Linked DNA regions of Homo sapiens: region 2 is linked to region 1. A link is a loop called in an ENCODE intact Hi-C map of the cell type or tissue named here. Cell type or tissue: MCF 10A. All regions are shown on one strand. Each heading gives the region's core, and the rest is flanking DNA. Links, peaks and the distances in the headings are about the cores only.

The links. Peaks named below come from ENCODE experiments on the same cell type or tissue, not always from the same donor. Only the 100,000 strongest peaks of a DNase experiment are listed, where the experiment ranks them.
Region 2: a loop joins it to region 1, with 4 times the contacts of the local background. A loop is called at or near these places in 2 of 110 quality-filtered maps.

Annotation. Positions count from the first base shown.
Region 1 is chr10:104,806,255-104,814,590 of GRCh38, forward strand. All of the region lies in intron 1 of SORCS3 (sortilin related VPS10 domain containing receptor 3), which reads left to right. Among named protein-coding and RNA genes, the nearest start is that of SORCS3-AS1, 140 kb to the left of the region's middle. RefSeq lists enhancers at 2,721-3,920, 3,087-3,610. In MCF 10A, for the core only: no CTCF peak of the experiment used is centred there; a DNase peak (open chromatin) is centred at 3,207.
Region 2 is chr10:104,921,144-104,929,479 of GRCh38, forward strand. All of the region lies in intron 3 of SORCS3 (sortilin related VPS10 domain containing receptor 3), which reads left to right. Among named protein-coding and RNA genes, the nearest start is that of SORCS3-AS1, 260 kb to the left of the region's middle. In MCF 10A, for the core only: a CTCF peak has its summit at 4,279 (motif pointing left); a DNase peak (open chromatin) is centred at 4,288.

The DNA of each region.
Region 1 (8,336 bases), core at 39-8,038:
TCCTTTGTGCCCAGAGGGTAAGTTTAGGCATAGAGAAGTTTGAAGACCAGTTACAGGTGACACAATAGGATTATGGATAGTGGCTTCAAAAAAACAGCAGCATAATGTCTCTGAATGTGACTTATGATGCTGTAAGTTCTAGAACCCTCTTCAGTTGGGGTGACATGAGAGTAATCATGGTAGTGGCATTGTAAATCAAAACAATTGCTTTGGAAGCCAACGTTGCAAGATGTACCCAAAGCCACAACATTGTTTATTACCTTTGACTAAGTAATATTACACCTTGGAATTTATCCTAGGGACTTGTTCAAAACTGAAAATATGCTAAATGCATAAAAACACATTAAAAGGGAAATAACGTAAGTTTTGTTTCATAATAACAATAATGACCATTTTGAAGGCTTTGTGGAAAAATGAGAATATATTAATAGGTTAGTTGTCAACAAAAAAGTAGTTTAAAATGGTATATGTACTTGATCCTAACTCTGTACAAAGGTCTACATTTTGTCCAACTACAAAGAAATCATAAAGATAGGAACAGTTGTAAGAGGCTAGTGTGATTATGGGTGACCTTTTCTTTCTCCTACAAATTATCTTGGATGTTTTGTGGTTTTCATAATGAAACACATGGAAGAGAACTAAGGGGTGTTTGCCGTTTTAGGGTTTAGTCTGAGCTGTTGAGATCTCCCTTTCCATTTTGGATGATGACACATTCTGGAAAACTTTCTGGACCTTGGGGAATTTTTGGGAAGAACCAGATTCTTTAGAGTACATCCTAATGTAGCCCAAATGTTTTCTTCTTGCATTCAGAATGCCTCTGGGAAAATCTAGGATGTGGATTCCCAGGAAGCATTTTCAGACCCTTGTGGACTGTTGCTTTTAAGAAATGGTCTGCTCTTTATAATCTCTTCACTAAGCTCCTTGCTCTCTGTGTGTGTGTGCGCATGTGTGTGTGTGCGTGTGTGTGCATGCATGCGTGCGCATGCACATGCATTTTGTACAAAAACATACCACTTTTTATTCCATTTTCAGCTGAGTGACAATATGGTACATTCTGTTTGGGGATTCCTTGGCCCATGGAGAGGTCTTGAGGAATTCATGAACACCCAGATATGAAGTGGAAATTTTTATGTGAATACATTATATATTTCTTTGGAGAGAGTATCTACCATTTAATCATTTCCTTTAAGAGTTCTTAAAACCTCTAAATTTAAGACAAACATGAACTATCAGGGCAAGGTAAAAAATAGAGGTTACTAAACTGGAGGACATTGGAAGAAGAAAAGAGATGAGTGGCTTTCTAGAAGTCTAAGAATCCTACGTTTAGAGCGTCTCAGGTTGTGGGGGAGGGTGGAGCAGCATCCATTCTCCAAGTGCTTTCTTCACCTCTTTTCTCTTTATTTTTTTGAAACGTGAGGCTGATTTTTGTAGTTGAACTTCTTGAATATGAGGGTGACAGCTCAAAAGCTAAAATCATTCTGTGGCTTCCAACACTTGCTGCTCTCCCAGCTTGTAACAGATGGATTTATAGCGATGATTCCATAGAATGTGATGCATGAGGGAGTTGTCCTCACACCAGAAAAAAAGGCTTCGTAATTTACTTTCAAATCTGGTTTTGAGTGAGGGCTGGAAGGCCTGCCTCTGCCATGATATGAAATGGATTCCCAGGAAGGGGTATGGCTCAGTTGTCTGACCTTTACAGCATATTTAAATGTATATTATGGTGTTCACAGTCGTAAATAATATAGCTAAGGTTATGCACAGGGGAGAGCTGAGGGAAACATTTGCAGTAAAGCTGTGGGCTGCCCTGGCGGGAAGACAGGCACTTGGCTTTGAACTGGAATTTGGAATCTGGGTGGGGGGAGTGAGAGCAAATATTTTCCAAATGGTTGCCAGTTGCTTTGGCACCAACAGAACTAGGACTTCTGAAGCAGAAGAAGCAGGATACGTTCTGCTTTTGTGAGTTGGTGAAGGACATCAGAGTGGATCTTCATTTATCCATTTACCAAGGATTTATTTAGCAAGTACTATATTCTGGACACTAGGGGCTGAGGATGTAAAGACAGGGCTTTTGCTTCAAATAGTAAACAAGAAAATAGTGGATAGAAATAAATAAATTAGTATAATGTGTAATACAGGAGAAGCATGCATAGAGCACAGAGATAGCATGAAAAGGAATGGCTGACTCTAAATGGGGGCAACAGGGAACAATGAAAATATGGAGGTAAATGTATGATTTGGGTTTTGAAGGATAGGCATTCACCTGTAATGGATGATGGGAAGGACATTCAGATGGAGGGAAAAACATGTGTGAAGGCCTGGAATCAAAAAAGAGAATGAGGCATTGAGTAAAGGCAATTTGCAGTTGTTTCCATGTAAATGAGATGGTGGAAACCATCAGTAGATAAGGAGACTGGAGCCCATCATGAAGAAGCTCTATCAGCCATCTTATGAAGGTAAATTAACTAACATCTACTGAGTATTTACATCAGTTATTCTACTGAATACTTTGATGTGCACAATCCTATGAAGCAGATACTAGAATTATCCCATTTTACAGTTAAGGGAGTGGAGGCTCAGAGAACAGAGAATGAAGTAACCTGTCAAAAGTCACACAGCAGAAATGGACTGCTGGTAACTTGAAGACGTGCTGGTGATAGAAATAGAAGTAAATGGATTTGAGAAATATTTCGACGGCAAAATCAACCCATTGATTGCGTTGGCTATAGTAAAATGAGGGAGAAAGCAAGGAAAGATTTAAGAATGATTTTTCATTTTTTGTCATATAAAATGGGAAGGATAGTTACGCCATTCACAGAACAGTAGAGGTTTTGGGAGGTAGAACATGGGTTCAGTTTCAAATGTCTTGAGTTTTAGATACCTTTAGGATATACAAATAGGATTTAAAAGCTGAAATAGCCTATTTGTCATTCATCTCCCAAGACTTAGTGTCTTAATTAGTTGCCTAAGCGTTCTGTGAGTTGGCAATTTTGGCTGGGCTCAGCTGATCAGTTGTTCTGGTCTTGGTTGGGATTCCTCATACATTTGTAGTCATGCCCATGCCAGCTAACTGGCCCTGCTCCTGGGGGTTGGCTGGCTGTCAGCTGGGGTGCTAGGGAAGCCAGACATGTGTCTCATCCTCCAGCAGGCTAGCCCAGGCTTGTTCTTGTGGCTAGGCATGGTTCTCAAAGAGCAAGTAGAAACATGCAATGTCTCTGGAGACCTGGACTCAGAACTGTAACACCATTGTTTCTGTCATATTGTTTTGGGCAAAACAAGTAAAACGCCAACCTATATTTAAAGCCTGGGGTGATTGACTCTTGATTGAAGCTCAAGTTACAACAGGAAATGAGTGTGGTTGCAGGAATGTGTGACATCATGGCCACTGCTGCAGTTGGCCACACCTGTTCTCCAAGCGGGACTGCTTTATAGTTTAGAGCACATCTTGTACCACCTTCCAGCTCTTACTCATGATGTCTCCATCCTCATTTAATGAGCATTATTTTGTCGTCTGTTGTGTGGGATAGCTACTCTACTAGTTGCTTGGGGATACAGAAATGAATAAAACGTACTCCCAGCATATGAGGTTAAGGATGGTCATGTAGCCTGTTAGTGGTGAAAGTGAAGTTGCTCATCGAGCCACAGACTGTACACAGTGTCCTTTATTTGATGTTCTCCTGATGTAACCATGTTGAAGCCTCAGCCCCCTGGGATAGGGGCTGCTTCCTGGAGCTTTGCATGAAATGTGTCACCCACCAGTGGGTTGGACTATTTCTGAACATGCTTCCGACAGAAAGCATGTTCTTGTTTAAGCAGAGCCATATGCCACATCTTGAATGTTAAAATTTAGCCACCACTGAGTCATCTAGAGATGAAATAAAGGTTATGAGATTTTAAAAGCAGAAATAAAGGATTTTCACCTCTATTTTTATAATAGTTTTTTTCTGAATATAAAAGAAATAGGAGTATCTGTTGTAAGAAATTAGAAAATCTGAAAACATATAGTGAGGGAAACAGAAATGGCCTGTCACGCACTGGAGATTATGTTAACATACGTGTACATTTATTTTGTAAAATTAGATGAACACTTTATATAAAGATTTATATTTAACATTGTCATCATATAGTGTGTATATTTTTTAAACACTTGTTAATGGTATATGTACTGTTTTATGGATTGCATTTTACACTTAACATTATACAAGTAGACATTTCAATATTGTAAAGTAAAATGTAGAAATATAATTTCAGTCTCATCATATTAAGTAGTACAGTTTAATTATATGATTATTTGGCTGTTTATGTTGTTTCTGATAATGTGCTATTATAAATAATGCTTTATGACCTTCCTGAAACCTAAATCATGTGGGCATCTGATTATTTCTGCTGTACATAGTCTTAGAAGTGGAAATACTGGGCCAGAGGGTATAAGTGTTTTTAAAAGATTTCCGATAGATATTGGGAATTTACTTTGCTGAAAGGTGGTATAGCAGTTACATACTTGTCATCTGATTTTCTTTGCCTTGAGAACTATCTGGGTGGCTATTGTGGAAACTTTCCTAGCAAATATTTGTTTATTTATTGTTTCCTTCATTCACTTATTCATTTATTCAGTAAACATTTATAGAGCGATAGTGCCTAGGGAGAAATAAAAATGTCTGAGACAGATGGTTACACAATATCATGCATTTTTCAAAACTCATAGAGATGTATACCACAAAGAGTGAATTGTACTGTATGTAAATTTAAAAAACAAAATTCTAAAAATGATTAAGAAAAGCCCATTGCTTCAAGGAACTTAAAATCCAGGGAAAGAGATAAGACATGCACGTAATAATTATAACACAAAACAACATATTAAAAGTACCATATAGGAAGGGAAAATATTTACTGGTACATTTCGTGTGCCAGGAACTGGACCAGATATTTTACACATTCATTCATTTGTTCATTTCCTGGCAATACAAAGATGAAAAACCTGAGTGCCTGTTCTCAAAGAGGTCCCAGCTTCATGGGAGTGGGACCTGCAAACAATCAACCACCACCAGGATAATTACTCTAAGTTGCACATGCAAGAGAACAGAACTTGCCTGAGGGAGTTGAGGCTGGTTTCTGAGAAGAGAGGGAACTTGCCAGGAGACATGAAGGAACACAGTGCTTTGCCTCATTTACTCCTCACAGTTGCCTGGTGAGGCAGAGCTTTCACACTTATTTTACACAGGAGGAAATGGAAGCTATAGAGCTTAAGTGAAGTGTCTTGCCGAAGGTCACACAGCTGAAAAGTGGCAGAGCCACAAATTTTGCCTAGATATGTGCTTTCTGTCCTAGTCACTAGATCCCTAGAAAGGGACTGGAATTTAGGATAAGCATTGCAGGATGGGGAGGAAGTAGCTCTGGAGTAAGCCAAGAGCAGCATCTCATGGGGAGAGGTTCATACGCAGGGAGTCAGGTCAGAGACCAGAGGCTCATTTAGCGGAGCGGTGCAGGGCAGATGATGGTGGCAGCCAGATAGCAGACAGCCTTACATTCTCGGCTGAAGGCTATGGACTTTTGCAGGCAGGGAAATGATTGATGTTTTGAGAACAAAGGAATGGCCTGCCAAGAGATGTGCATCAGAAAACATCAATCTGGTCTCAATATATGTTATTTGGGTGATGGATACCCTGAAAGCCCTGCTTGACTATTATGCAATCTATGCATCTAATGAAATTATACGTGTGCCCCATACATTTATATAAACAAAAATAAAAGGAATTGACAACCTAGAAAAAACAAAGAGGAATGAATAAATGGAAATGCCAAAGAGAAAAAAAATAACTTGGTAGTAGCACCCTGAAAGGATCCAGATGAAGGGTAGACAGAGATTTCCATCTCTCTTGGAGAACTCTCCTGTTCAGTGGTAGCGCACCTAGAATGTCAGAGTAAGGACACAGTGCATCTTAGTCCAGTGATCACTTCCCCACTAGCTAGGCCCCATCCTTAGTTATTCCCAAGATTTTGTTTCCTTATTCCAGCAGTTGCGTATCTAAAATGTCAGAGTAAGGACGCAGTACACCTTAGCCCAGTGATCACTTCCTCACTAGTTAGGTCCATCCTTAGTTATTTCCAAGATTTTGTTTCCTTTATGAATCCTGTCAAAATAGTAGACAAACTGAGACCTAGCTTTTGTTGTATTATTTCAGTTAAAGCAAATAAACAAAACCTCTTCTACTCAAATATTATTTCCTTTGCCTTTTCTACCTCTACTTCCAGCTGGCGATTCCAAAAATAAAAAGCTTTGTTTCCTCAAATAATAACAATGCACAATGTTGGAATATTCCAGTGAGTCATACATTGGTAGTCACACACAGGGATGGGGGCGACTTTAACCTGAAAACTCCAGCCCCTAATGGGCCTTTCCCATTGGAACCAGGTTTTACTCTTAAGGGCCTGGGTGGAGCTTGGGCCCTAAGTGTGGGCTATAAGCAGGGGCTGGATGAGTAGACAGCAAGGCAGTGCTGTGGAGTCTAGCTTGGAAAGGTAAACATCCAGAGCCAGTAGAGCTCAAAAGCTCTCAAAGGGTAACCAGAGCAGTATTTGGAGGAAGTATGCACCAGTTTCATCCCCATGTCCTTCTTGAAGGGGATGCTGTGGGTGGATCATGGGTATATGGATTTTAAGTCTTTAAGAATCAGAATGTAGAGCCCACCTATTTCTTTTCTGTGGCACTGCAATTTGCCCCCAGCTCTAACTTCAAAACACAGGGCCTTGGTCTTTAGTTCCAAAATCATCTTAGGATAGTTTTCTTACTCCATGGCCTACTGGGCCCTGGCCTGCTTCACCATTTTTTCAACTTCATCTCAGATTTATCCACCACCCTCCAGGCTCCCTGACTTTCCTTTGGTCTCTTAAATGTGCCAAAGTATTTTCAGCTTCAGGGCCTTCACTGCTGCTATTCCCTGTGAGCACAGTGCCTTTCCTTTTGCTCTTCCTCAAGTGACCAGACAGTTCCCACGACCCGTTCATCATCTGCTAAGGGTGTTTGTGACTTCACATTGTGAAAGGTATCCTCACTTTATTATTCTCTAATTCAGGAAACTTCATTGCAATTAGAGATTATATATTTATTTTTTTGTTTAGTTTACAAGACTCAGTCACCCCTACGACTAGATTTTATGCTCCATGAATTTAGGGCTGGCCTGTTTTATGTACTAATATACTAATCTACATACTCAGTTCAGTGATGGGATCACAGAAGGGGCTTCAGTAACATTTGTGGAAGGATTGAACCTGGGTCATTTCCTTACCGTAGCCTTAGCAACTCATTTCCAGTGTGCTGGGTGCATGTATAGGACAGAACAGGGTGGCTCTCTGCTCTACAGCGTTGGGTCTAATGGCCTGTCCCACACCCCTTAGCCTCTCTTCATGGGTTGGTTGGAGCTGATGGCGCCAAATGAGAAGATCCCACTGAAGATGCTCCAGGGGCTGGCAAGAATCACTTTAAAGAAAAATAATCTATCTCTTCCATGAAATGAAAATAGTAACCAGGACGATAATGTTTTCATGGGTTTGAGAAAAAAAAAATTTCTTCCACCATTGTCGTGATCATTTTGGAAATTCTAAAATCTGTTTCTCTGGGCAAAGAAAAAATTTATCTCACTGATGAAGTATATTTAAGGGAGTTTTCTTTTCTTTCTTTTTTTTTTTTTTTTTGCCAGGGGGTGTGGTCTTTAAGAATAGTTTAGGAAGACTTATGTTTTTTTCCCCCTATTCCAGAGTCACTTTGCAACTTAAGTAGAAATTCGTATATGTTCTCTCATCTCTTAATCATGCACAGGCTCTTCTAGAATATCTCTTACCTGAATAGCTTCTAAGGGGCTAGTCACTCACAGCAGTGGAATGGGCAGTGTTTGGAGTCTCAAGACACAAGGGGGGAGTTAAATCAGCTTTCCTTTTTGTGGAAAATGGGGTTCAGTGACCTGCCTTCTGTTTCCTCTCTCTCTTCCTACCTGCAGTGAGTAGTATTACTAGCCTTTTCTATATTCTTTCCCTCCGATCTTCCTGCTCTTCTTTCCCACTCCAAAGGCACATGCCATGCAAAATATTTGAACTAGACCCTCCTCCAAAGCCCAGCTTTTACACTGACTCACCCTCAGCAACCCTGAACTAAGACTCCATGTTTCAACTGTCTTTGTCATTCCTGATCAGCATGCCTCTGTGCCTTCATAGACGTTGTCCCCTTTCCCTGGAATTTTGCTCCATTCCTATCTCCCGCCAATGCATGTCTCTATGTGTCAGACCCCTATTCATCCTCTAGAACTCAACTTGGACATCAATTTCTCCTCCTGGAAGCCTGC
Region 2 (8,336 bases), core at 78-8,077, 110 kb after region 1:
ATAAACATCCCTGGGTTCCCAGAACTCATTACTGTCAGTTGTTTCTTGTCCTCAGGCCCATGCAGAATGGCAAGTGCCAAGGTCAAGTCTGCTGTGCTTTGTAAAAACAGGCTGAAGGCTTTGTGCCTTAACTAGAGAGGAGCCTGACTCCCATGGGCGAGCTTATTTGAGAATGAATCTTTGAGTGGACAGAGAAATGCAGGCATGTTATTGTCTAATTACTCTGGCTCCAAAGTGACTGCCACCTGCAACTTTGGAGACAGTGCATTGGAAATGGCAGAGAGCACACACTGGTCTAACAGCCAGAGAATGTGACCAAATTACTATAGTTAGAGGTACATGTCTCTCTCTCTCTCTCTCTGTGTGTGTGTGTGTGTGTGTGTGTGTGTGTGTGATGAAAACTATAAGGTCTGACATCAGTATAGGCTAATGAGTTCTTTCTATTGAGCTTCTAATAAGTTCTAGGCACTGGGCTAAGTTCCTTACTACACTTTATTCTAAGTTTTACTATTAATCTCCTGAGCGTGGTAGTTTTATCCTCATTTGACAGACGAAGAAACTGAGGCTCAAGCAGATAGACACTTAATTTTGGAAAATAGCTAATAAGAGGGGGTCCAGGATTCCTGTTCACCTCTATCTGCCCACAGGGTTGGTGCCACTACCACAGGTATAAAGACCAGGTGAGTTGTAATCATCACTCTATTAGTGGTAACCCTGTTGCCTGGGGTTTTCTGTTCATTAGTGTTAGAGGATTAGCAGTTTCTTGGAGGAGGAGGGGAATATTACATCCTGCATTCCTAATTGATTTACCAGTGAGAAGGATAATTACTTTCAGGCTACCCTGCAGAAATATAGTGGGAATTACCAGTGAGATTCTTACAGTGAGCAAGCTGCTTTTGTCAAGCTGTTCGAGAGGCACCGCGTGTGTGGTCGGAGGCTGGTTATGCCAATGTCGCTCTCTGGATACAACACATAACCCTGAACTATCTTTAAAATGCTGGAAAACCTTTAACCAAAACATAGCACAGAATTTTAAAATACCAGACTCCTAAGATAGTTGCAGGGTCAGGGAAAGTAAGTGGCAGGGTAACACATTTTCAGTCCACAAATATTAAAGTCTCTTACACTAAAGTAAGGCCAAAAAGGTGGAAAGGTAATTTTAGGCTGTTGAACAATCTTTTAAAAATGTCTACCTCTGAGCAAAGTATGTTTTGAGGGAGGGAGTTTCCTGCTTTCAGAAATGTGCAATTCACCTGGGCAGACAAGATGCACCGAAGAAAATGACTGCTACATAGACCTAGGTCTCAAATTCGGATGCATGCAGGGGCCAGAAGATAATGGCAAGGAAGATGTGGGCCAGGTAGAGACTTGGAAGCCCCTCTGTAAAGGGCCTTTTGCCATTAGGCTCCAAATGACTGTTGTCATGTGAAAATGAGGGCCCAGCATAGCCAGTTATTGTTAACATCCTTGCTATTATGTTCTGAGTTTTAAAGATATTTTTCTATATAGATTTTAATATGAAACATCCGTGTTTTGAAATATTTAGGAGGTGGAGTTCAGGGTTTGGGGGCTAACAGGCTGTACCAAATCTACTGTTATCCCTGTTTCCAGTTGGCAGCATGTGGCATATTCAAGTGGTAACTAAGTCTACAGGTGAAAAGTTGGTATTTGCAAAGTGGTCTTTAGAGTCACAGGAGAACACTTCGTAGACTCTCTTGCTGGGGACCTGCACTGATACCCTTATATGTGTGAGAGATAAACTAAGTCAAGTGTGGCTTACAAAGATTTCCCTTTGACTCAGAGGAAGCACATGGTTGATCCTTCAGTGCAAAGGGACTTTTTGTGTCATTGTAGGGTAAGACCACTAGAGTAGGGGTAGGGGGCAGATGTCTGCTTTCTGCTTCTGGTTTTGCCCCTGAGCAACTCAGTGTCTTTATATAGGCCACTTCCCTCCCAGGGCTTTCATTTCTCTATTTGTATAATGGCAAGTTTATGTTCTATGCTTTTCGAAGCCCCTTCCAGCTCAGGTCGTCTGGATGGCCACCATTTAGACAGTGTTTTTCAGAGGGCTTTGCAGTACCATGTGATGATCCACATTTAATTTCTGTGGCTCATTGGATAGCCAGTTGGGAAGTCCTTAGGAAGTGTAATCCTCATAGCTCTTAGTTATATGACTACATGTTGGCTGGCCAAGCCCTTAGGAAGTGTAATCCTCATAGCTCTTAGTTATATGACTACATGTTGGCTGGCCAAGCCCTGTTACCTGGGCTATCTTTTCTGAAGTTACAGTTCCTTGGTCAAAAGGTGGGTCCCTGAAACACACTGGCTCTGCTGGTAGAAGTCAGAGCAGCAGCACTACTTGCTGGCACAATTAAGGGGTTCTATCAGCATGAGCCAATGCAACTTCATAGGAGCATCACACGCATTACCCAGGGACGCTTAGCCCTCCTCCTGCAGGCAAGGGAGTTAGAGATGCTGCCTGTTCTGGTAACCCAGAATAGAGGACACCAAGTGTTGCAATAGGGAGTGGGAGCTTAGCTCTGCTGTACCACACTCCCTCCTTCATGGCCATTGACTTAATGACACATCAACCAGACATCTCTCCTCTGTGAGCCTTTCTTTTTCTCTTCGTAACATGTGCATAATAACCTGTCTGTTAAGGAGCAAAGAAGTCTCTGTTAGTGCTAGTATCTGTTTCTATTCATAAAGGCAACAAGTGTCTATGATAATAATGACAATGATAGTAAAAATAATAATACAAGAAGGAGCTAGAGTTTTTTGAGAGTTTGCTATGTGCTGAAAATTATCCTAAATGCTTCCAATGAATTAACTCATTTAATACTTCAACAGAAACTCTATGATGTTGGCACGATCATCATGCAATTTGCAGATGATGGATATTTGGTACTGAGATGTTAGCCATTTGCTCAGATTTGTTGCTGATGGTCATGTGCCTTGGTCTAATATGCTCATTTAACTCGTTTCCATTCATATTTAATTCTTAGACTCACTGCATATTGGAGCTTAAAGGGCTCTCGGAGACTGTGCAGACCCTCATTGAACAGAAGAGGCCACTCAGGGACTTGTCTGAGGTCATAGAGTCACTTGCCTCAGAGCTGGGGCGGGAGCAGTTTACAGACTCCTAGTCTAGTATTCTCTGCCAAGCCCATAAGGCTGGTGACAGCTGGAGAATTCTGATCTGATAGAGAACCTTGACTGAGAATAAGGTGAGCACAAATATGAAGTGGTAGGAAAATAGCATTCCACGTCGGTCCTGCTGAATGTCAGTTGTGTCTCTACGGCTTACAGAGATATCCACAGCCTCTCAGTACTCCACTCTCAAAGCCCAAAGGGTATTGCAGCTGGAATCTCATTTCAAATGAACCTGGGTGGGAAACCAAGGACTTGCATTCAAAACTGCCCAGAATGGTTGAGCAGCATGACAAAGGCCAAATGGCTTGATAAAGGAGCAAGAGGCTGGGTCCCTGGGAGGTGGGCTATCTGGGAAAAGAATCAGGATTTCTGTTTTAAGCCTTTCTGTTAACTACCTGTATGGCACTGAGAAGTCATTTAAATTCTCTGATCCTCACCTTCTCAATTTGTAAAATGGGGATAAAAGATCACTTACCTGTCCCCTTCTTTCAGAAGCATAACTAGCATGTTAGATATATTGTATGGGAGGGTTGTTAGCATTTTTTTATGAATTGTTCTTAATACTGTCCACTAGCTCCCATGCCTGGCCAGCAAAATGCTTTAATTTTTTTAAAAAAATTTACTTTAAGTTCTGGGATACATGTGCAGAACGTGCAGGTTTGTTACATAGGTATACATGTGCCATGGTGATTTGCTGTACCTATCAACCCGTCATCTAGGTTTTAAGCCCTGGCTGCATTAGATATTCTTCCTAATGCTCTCCCTCCCCTTTCCCCTGACAGGCCCCAGTGTGTGATGTTCCCCTCCCTGTGTTCATGTGTTCTCATTATTTAACTCCCACTATGAGTGAGAACATGCGATGTTTGATTTTCTGTTCCTGTGTTAGTTTGCTGAGAATGATGGTTTCCAGCTTCATCCATGTCCTTGCAAAGAAAATGAACTCAAAATGCTTTAATTTTTAACTGTAGAACACATGACTCGGTTGTCTTTTTCTCTTTTTTAAGAAAAGTAAATGCCGAATTAGGGGAATTAACATAGGCATGTTGCCTTATGTTAGAATGACCAGGTTAAACCACTTAATTTTTTTGTCCAAGGCAAACATGATATAAGGAATATGCACTACCAGAATAACTCCCCCTGGTGGCAGAAACCATGCTCCAAGCCCATCTGAGGCGCTGACTGCTTTTTGCCCCTTTTCAATGGGCATTGCCCTGATAGTGTGAATCCCATCAATTCAGCAGATGAGTGGGGAAATGAATATTTTCCCCCAAACCTTTAGGAAAAAGCAGGTTTTTGTTTGTTTGAGGCTTTTGGGTTTCTTTTTCCTCTTTTGTTTTTCATTTTTAAATCTTGAATGTTATTATTGAAGGCTGCAGGTATGGCAGACAATGAGCAGGTGAAGAACCAATGGTAAAGTGTCCCAAAACTGACATGTTAGCTAACAGGCTTCTGAATGAATTGCTGTGGTCCACAGAGGAGGCTGGAGAAGGTAGCAAGGAGATGCTGTATCAGTTACTACAGCCTTAAAACAAAGTTGGTGTCTCTTTGGACTTTCAAATTGCTCCTATGCAGCTTATTTTATTTTTGTTTAATCAAATAAGAGAGCCTTTCCATGGCAAAAAATAAAGAACATATCTAGGAAAAATGAGAGTTGTAATTTTGTTTGAAAGAAATGAGCTACAGAAACAGAAAGATTGTTACTACTGGGATGGAGCTGGCATCAAGATTGCAGACTGGAAGCCAGGGTCCGGCTGCCTGGCTGTGCCTTTAGTGCTGACCGCAGTGGCTGCTGGGCCTCCCCTCCTGAGCTGTGAGCTGCCTGCTTTCAGGCTTCCTTGGAGAGGATGCAGCTCCCAGAGGCTTGGATTTTTAAAGAGCCTCATGTCCTGCCTTATCCAGGAGGCATGCTGCCACTTTCTCTTTCCCCATCTTCTTCCTTGTCTCTTAAAACCAGACTTGCTGACTGCCTGAGAAAGACTGATTGTTCTGCTCATGGAGAGAAATGGTCCCACTTTTGTTAATTCACAGCCATCTCATTTTTTCCTGCTTCATAAATTAACATAGTTACCAAGCGGCTAGAGCAGTGTTTTGGAGATGGGTTTAGGGGAAAATGTATGAAAGGAAGAAGTAAAAAAAAAGGAAAAGAACAAAACATGAACCAAACCTCCCTCATTTACTGATTCCACGTCCAAATGTTTTTCTTCTTGGTGTATCCAGAAAAAGAACCAGAAAAGACTCCTTGCACCCCAAAAGGGAAAGTATCAGATCCCATTAGGGCTAAGAAAGCAGAAAGGAGAATCAATGAGGGGGCAGACACCGGTCTAGGAGTTTCCATCTGCCTTCGCAAGTGTGACCCAGCAATGGAATGGCTGCGAATGTGCTTCCATTCAAACTCATCACTTAAAGGAAAAAGAATCTAGAGTAATTCTTGGAAATTCAGTCTTAAGTCACAAATGTCTCTTTCTCAGCAAATATAGGTATATGGTTCTTTGTATAAATTACTGCAGTGTGCTCTGGCCAAGAATTTATTTAAAGGCTCATTAAAATGATTACTAGTTTTTTCTTTTGCATTTTATTTGAAAATGGGAAGAATATAAACCTATCCTGGCTCTTCTCCAAAGTGCCCTTTAGGGTTTGCATCGAGTATATCGTAATTTTTTTAAAAATAAAGATAATAATGATTTGCATTAAGATTATCCAGACATTTTAGAGGAATAATAAAAATTAGTCACTTAGTGTACTTTTTAGGTGCTTATGTTTGCTCAATATCTTTTAAAATTTTTATTTCTATTGTTGAAGTTTTTATGTGTCTGTATGTGTGTATATGTGCATCTAGGTGTGTATAAAACATTTTTCACAAAGTATTATGAAAACTTGAGAGTTAAGAAATATGAAAAAATGTCTGTTTCTCTTCCGTGTGAACTCTGATTTGGGCTGAACCAAGGATTTAGGGAAGCTTGTATTCCTGGATGGCCACATACAATGCTGGTTCCATTTCACTGCCTGGCTCATTTAGCCATCATAGTTGCTCAATAAAGCCTCTGAGAAGGGATTCCATTTGAGGTTAAATGGCAGCCAAGGACACACAGTAATTGTTTAGGCAGAGCCAGTGATAGGAGCAGGAAAATCAAGGGTGCAACCCAGATGAGAGGTCATTGATCTGTATCTTGAGAGAGTCAGGCTGGATAAGAGAAAATAACAACACAGTGAACATTGATGGGGGCTTCTAAGCCAGGCCTGAAGGACCAGTGGAGATCATGGGAGTTTTACACTTTGAAAGCCTTTAAAAAGAAGACAGCAAGCTGAGCACGGTGGCTCACACCTGTAATCCCAGCACTTTGGGAGGCCGAGGCAGGTGGATCACCTGAGGTCAGGAGTTCAAGACTAGCCTGGCCAACATGGTGAAACCAAGTCTCTACTAAAAGTACAAAATTAGCCAGGCGTGGTGGCGGGTGTCTGTAATCCTAGCTACTCGGGAGGCTGAGGCAGGAGAATCGCTTGAACCCGGGAGGTGGAGGTTGTGGTGAGCCGAGATCGTACCATTGCACTCCAGCCTGGGCAACAGAGCAAGACTCCGTCTGAAAAAAAAAAAAGAAGACAGTGTGTATCCAAGTCTAGAAGAGTGAATGCAGCACCAAGCTTGAAGAAGGATGTCATGCTGTGGCATAATCAAAGCTGGTAAAAGGTAGAGGCAAAAATCAGGCAGAATTTGGAAGAAATTTTGGGATTTGGAAAAGGAGGGAAAGGAAAGGGCAATCTGATAAGGTAATGAGAGTATAGAGGTTTTAAGTATGTGGGTTTTAGCAGTTTCAAGTTGGGAGAGAGAATAGGGTACGACTAGATATTATAGACTCCCAAAAGCCCAGGGATGGAGTTAGGACTCAGGGCAGAAGGACCTGGGGAGCCATAGCAGGCTTCTGAGCAGGGGCTTGAAAGCATGAGACCTGTGTCTCAGGAAGGCTGGCGACCAGCCTCTCAGACTGATGAGATGCCTGTGTTAAGCATCCCACTCTGTCCTCTCTTCTCACATGCACTGCCCTCACTAGACCTTCTGGGTGTGTTTTCTGAACATCACAAGCAAGAGCAATTTTAGCAAAGTGCTTGGGAAGGCAGGATGATGTGTTCTTCCTCATGTTCCAATGCACAGCCATATAGCAAATGGATCTCACTGCCCCTGAGGTAGAGATATCTGTAACAAATACAATCACCACCACTGGTGAAAGAAATGACTCGATTTTTTTTTCTTCAACCAAGCAGAGAGATTGCTACTGGCATGCATGCCTCCTCGCCCCCAGTTCGTGCCCCCATTACCAGCCCAAGGTCAGAATGACAGACCTCAGCACTTGGTACACACTCTGCTGGTGAGCGTGTCTGGGCAATGAGGGCCAAGTGTCCTGGGATCCTCGGGTCTGCCAGATGGCTCAGGGGTGGGTTTGAAGCCAGCAAGTCTCTGTCCCCACATGTTGGGGTCTGAGCTGGCAGGGAAGTCTGAGACATTGGCCTCAGTGACAAATGAAGGCCTTGGTCAGTGCTGCAGCCCTATGTCGAGGGCCTCCTGAGAGCAGATGCAGACAGTCAGCCCTGTCATCCCACAGCATGAATCTAACTCTGAGAAATGGCTTGGGCTGTCTTATGATGACCAAACAGAGGAAACAAATGAATCAGAGAGGACAGAAGTGTGAGAAATGCATGTGATTATCTCCTTGGCAGGGCAGCCAGAGGTAGGAAAAGTAGTGGTCAGTTTAGAGCTCCTTAATTATTCCTGGTTTCCCCCAGGGCCCAATGAGGTAGTGTGATGTGCAGGAAAGAGCGTGCAGCTCATGCTTCAGTTGCTGTGTGACCTTGAACATATTACTTGACTTCTCTAAGCCTTAGTTGTTTAATCTGTCAATGGGGCTCACAATAGTATTTTATAAAACAAAACAGCTTTAATAATTAAATAGCATAATGTATATAGAATACCTGGCAGAGAGTAGGTATGACTGGCTTTTCACCAGTTAAATGAGCCTCTCTTCGGCTTTCCCCCCTGCTCAGTGACACCTCCCAATTCCTAGGCACTCCATATCAATGTAGCTGGCTTTTCTATTCTGGGAGAAGGAATCTATACTTCTTTATATCAGCAAATATATAGAAAAAGTTCTTTCAACTTCCAAAATGAAAACAATAACAAACTCCTCCTGCAT